Linked DNA regions of Homo sapiens: region 2 is linked to region 1. Evidence: chromatin loops called from intact Hi-C (ENCODE). Cell type or tissue: PC-3. All regions are shown on one strand.

The links. Peaks named below come from ENCODE experiments on the same cell type or tissue, not always from the same donor. Only the 100,000 strongest peaks of a DNase experiment are listed, where the experiment ranks them.
Region 2: a loop joins it to region 1, with 9 times the contacts of the local background. A loop is called at or near these places in 39 of 110 quality-filtered maps.

Annotation. Positions count from the first base shown.
Region 1 is chr22:29,700,046-29,702,545 of GRCh38, forward strand. No RefSeq gene overlaps it. Among named protein-coding and RNA genes, the nearest start is that of CABP7-DT, 19 kb to the right of the region's middle. In PC-3, CTCF peaks have their summits at 1,365 (motif pointing right) and 2,391; a DNase peak (open chromatin) is centred at 1,596; H3K4me3 peaks cover 1,540 bases; H3K27ac peaks cover 2,290 bases.
Region 2 is chr22:30,087,996-30,090,495 of GRCh38, forward strand. The region is part of intron 1 of HORMAD2 (HORMA domain containing 2); the gene reads left to right. Among named protein-coding and RNA genes, the nearest start is that of HORMAD2, 8.8 kb to the left of the region's middle. In PC-3, a CTCF peak has its summit at 1,091 (motif pointing left); a DNase peak (open chromatin) is centred at 1,126; H3K27ac peaks cover 778 bases.

The DNA of each region.
Region 1 (2,500 bases):
TAATATAAACTCATTTTGCAAATGTAGATTGTTATTTTTAGTAATTGGAAGCAGTTTGATTTCCTCCGTAGTCTAAGCCAAAGAAAGCACTTTGAAAAATATTGGTCATTTAAAGCCGTCCAGGCAATATTTTTACCTAACCTTTCTATTAAAGACAACCCGACGCCCCCCCACCCCCACCAAAATAGTAAATGGGACCTGAGGTCAGAGGTCCCCGCTAAGTAGAGTTAGAATTACTAATACCAGAGTTCCAATGACTGATTCTAATGGTATTTTGGTATCGAGGAGATCAGTTGAATTCTTTGCTGTTTTTTCTAGTCTGTAGTGACCCTGCTGTAAATGCAAAGCGGGGGGGCCAGACCTCAGTGCTTCACTGTGGCATTTGCCGCCAGTCCCATCGGAGCCCCAAGTGGCTCATTCTGGCCTCCCTGCTAGCACTTCATTCTTTGCCTTTGGTCCTCGCCTGAGTGGGGAGTTCCTGACAGCTGTTCCCCAGGGCTGCCTACCCCAGAAGCCTTCGTGTGGCAGAGAGGATAAGGAGCCACCCACATATAATGAAGAGTTGGCAGTGAAACTCTGGGGGGAAAGGTATTGGCGAGAAGACTGCTGTGACTGTATCTAGTCCAATTTCTTAGCCGTCTGGGGAAGAGAAAGTCGGGCACCCGCATGTTCTCCGTCTCCCTTTCAGACAGCCCAGGCAGCGTCATCTCCAGCAGAGAGAGGGAGGCCAAGGGCTCCTCTCCCCCTCCCCTGCCAGGCCGTGTGGGGCTCCCTGGCAGCCTGTCATTACTGCATTATGGCAGGATCCTAGCCACAGCCCCAGCTCCGGTAGGGAGACCGCAGCTCGCTTCCAGAGAGATGGCTCTGGACCTCTGCGCCGTGATGGGAGCACCTGGGGAAAATTACAGGGCCGTTAATCTGCCCAGCAAGGACTCGAGCTGACTCGGAGAGGAACCCCCGCCGTGTCCTCTCCTGGTTTCCACTTGATGCCCATTTCTCACCAACTTGGCCCCAGAATAGCACCTGGCATTTTGCCTCTGAGCTGAAATCAAGACTTCTCTTGAAGGGCTCCGCAGTGGGAGCAGCCAGAGGCATCTCGCCCCTCCCCTAAGCCACACTTGCCCAGGGCAGAGAGGTGGAGGGCACCTGGCTCTTCCTTCCCCACAAGGGCCAGACCTTCCACCCCCTGTGAAGACAGTTGACAGTGAGGCCTCTGGGTACCCGGGGGATGTTGTCAGGATAACGTGAAAAACAGGAACAAAATGCACTCAGGTTTCTAAGAAAAGGGGTGTGGACCTGTCGCAGTGTTACCGTAACTTACAAGTAATAGACGCAGCTGGCCTGAAGAAAGGTGAAATCTCTACCATTAGCTGCAGGGGGAGCTGGGGAAACGGCACAGCTGAGAGGCTAAGAGCCCTCCCTGCCTCAGAACACAGACAAACCTGCGTTCCTGCTAGGCCACTGACCAGCCATGTGAGCCTACGTAAATTGTCCAGTCTATTGGGCACTGCAGTTTTCTTCACCTGTAAAATGGGAATTTTATAGGGTTTTGTGGGGATTACGAATGCCCAGAAAGCTCTAAGCACCTTGCCTAGATGTGAGTCACCACTTGGTACACGGTGGCTTTTTTTCTGATACTTCTTTTGGGGGCAGAGGGCAAGAGGAAGCAAAGGAAAGAGCCATAGTGACTCAGGGGATGTCACAGCTCAGAGGGATCAGGCCCACTCACGGCTCCCCTGTGGCCTCCATCCCCTCCACCTGCACCCTGAGCTTAATGAGCCTGCAGCTGGTCTGTTTGTCCAAGCCCATGTTTGCCCAGTGCCAGCTGCAAAGCCCGGGAAATGATAGATAACTCCGGGCTGGAGCTGCCTGCGAAGGATGTTCTCATTTTGTCCCATTAATACTGGCTGCTCAGGTCAATAATTGACTGGAGGCTCAGGGTGGGAGAGAACCAGGTGGGCCACACTGTGCACATGAGCTCTTCCCTGAGCCTGTGAGTACCTGGGCTGTAAAAACCCAACTGCAGACGCCAGGGAGGCACGGGAGTGACCTAATTTTCTCTTATCAGGCATAAGGAAGAAGTCCCATGGAGCCTTGCCCATTTCTGATATAAATAATGTCATTCCCCATCTGCCTGCTCAGGGAGGAAGGGGCAGCCTTTGATCTGAAGGAATTAAGTCGGTAAACAAAGCAAAGAAGGCTGCTGAGGTGTCCCAGGCAGGCACCTGCTGTGCCATTTACCCTGAGAGAGAGAGAGAGGAGTTAAATTTGGAGGAGTGGAGTGGACCGACAGGGACAGCCCAGCCTCAGGCCGGCCCTCCCCGGATCTCTGAAGTCTCCCTTTATCCCCAGCTGAGCCAGGCAGCGCCTCCCCAGGAACCCTGGCACACCCCTGCTGTGGCAAGCTGCGCATGGTGTCTCCATCCTCCCCAGCAGGGGCCCTCCTTGGGCCCTGGGGATTTTCAGCAGAGGATAATTCCCAGGGAATATATCTGAGAAA
Region 2 (2,500 bases), 390 kb after region 1:
TACACACACATACATATATACATATACAGATCTGTATATGTGTATACACACGTACACACGTATACATATACACACACGTACACACGTGTACATATACACACACGTACACACGTGTACATATACACACACGTACACATGTGTACATATACACATATGTATACACGTATACCTATGTATACATATATACATATATACCTATGTATACATATATACATATATACACATATATACATATATACACACATATATACATATACACACATATATACATATATACACACATATATACATACATATATATACACATATATACATATATGTATAAAATTTAATTTTACTTTTATAAATGTCAATTCCTAAGGAATTTACCAAATGCTAATATTAACCTGCTTGAATCCTTTCTCAATAGCAAGTGTCCTGAATGCCTCAGAGTTTTCAATGGTAATATTAATTTAATCTAGGCCATCCATACATTGCAAAAATATGGATGTAGTAATGCCTTGTGTTCTAATTGGCTGATGCTATTTTCAGAGCTTGATTCCCTAGAAATGACATCAGAATGTCTATGATCATAGAGAAATTTTTAAAACCCTACTAATTTAGAAAACTATTTAGTTTTATTAAGTAAGTTTTAATAAGTAAGTTTTATTAGTTTTATTAATTTTATTAATTAAAAAAGTTAATTTAAAAATTAATTTAAAAATTAAAAAGTAAGTTTTATTAAGTTTTATTAGTTTTATTAATATTAGTATTCTATACTAATATAGAAAACTATTCTAGAAAATCATGATTTCTCTTATTTATTGTGTCTAAGACTAATAACTACCCCAGTAGTGGGTAGTGTATTATGGTTTAATGGGCTGGGACTAGATCTTAAACTCTTAGAGCTACTTTGTTTCCCATTTTATTTTTTGAAATTTAAGGGGGACAACTGATGTATTAGATATGAAGGTTATAGTCTCAAATCAAGTAAAGATAGCTTGGAATCTTTAAGGGTTAAAGAACTATTGGTGGTTTTCAGTCTCATATATAAAATATTGTAAAAGAGTGTCCCCTAGTGCCCCTCTGAAGAAATAATTTGAAAGAAATTTAATATTACCACCTATTTATAATCTCTATCACCACCTTGTGGCAGTGTTCGCAAATAATTCTGCCCTCTTGGGAAAAATCTTCAAGAATCTTGCATTAATGGATACACAAAAACCGGTCACAGGCTATCCTTGGTGATCCAGAATGGAATATCTTTAAAGAAGTTATTTTACAAGTATTTTGGTCAGAACTTCATAAAACCTTGAAAAGAAGCCCCAGTTGAAATTAAATTAAGACTTTGTAAAGAAAAGGGAAAATTTGCTGCTGCTTCTTTTTTTTTTTTTTTGAGATGGAGTCTGGCTCTGTCGGCCAGGCTGGAGTGCAGTGGCGCAATCTTGGCTCACTGCAAGCTCCACCTCCCGGGTTCACGCCGTTCTCCTGCCTCAGCCTCCTGAGTAGCTGGGACTATAGGCGCCTGCCACTATGCCTGTCTAATTTTTGTATTTTTAGTAGAGATGGGATTTCACCATGTTGGCCAGGATGGTCTTGATCTCCTGACCTCGTGATCCACCCGCCTTGGCCTCCCAAAGTCCTGGGATTACAGGCATGAGCCACCATGCCCGGCTGCTTCTTTTTTATATCAACAAAACAATAAGGGTGAAAACTAGATGTATTTTAAATATTAACTTTTTTATTGTGGTAAACTGTAATATGAAACTCAACACCTCAGCTTTTCTAAGTGTACAACTCAGTGACACTAAGCACATTTGCAATGTTGTGCAACCATTATCACTATCCATTTCTAAAACCTTCTCATCATCGTGAACAGAAACTCTATACCTATTAAACTCTTTATTCCTTCTACCCCACCAGCACCTGGTAACCTCTATTCTACTTTCTGTCTCTGTGAATTTGCCTACTGTAGGTACCTCATATAAGTGGGATCATATAATATTTGTCCTTTTATGTCTGGCTTTTCACTTAGCATAATGTTTTCAAGATTTATTCACATTGTTGCATGTATCAGAACTTCATTCCTTTTTAAGATTGAATAGGGGTCGGGTGTGGTGGCTCATGCCTATAATCCCAGCACACTGGGAGGATGAGGCGGGTGGATTGCCTGAACCTAGGAATTCAAGACCAGCCTGGGCAACATGACAAAACCCCATCTCCACAAAAAATACAAAAATTAGCGAGGTGTGGTGGCAAATGCTTGTAGTCCCAGCTACTCGAGAGGCTGAGGTGGGAGAATCATTTAAGCCTGGGAGCGGGAGGTTGCAGTGAGCCGAGATCACGCCATTGCACTCTACTGTGGGTGACAGAAGGAGACCCCGTCTCAAAAACAAAACAAAACAAACAAATAAAACAATTGAGTAATATTCCATTGTAAATACCACATTTTGTTTATCCATTCATCTTTTAATAGACATTCGAACTGTTTCCATCTTTTGGCTAATATGAATTATGTGGC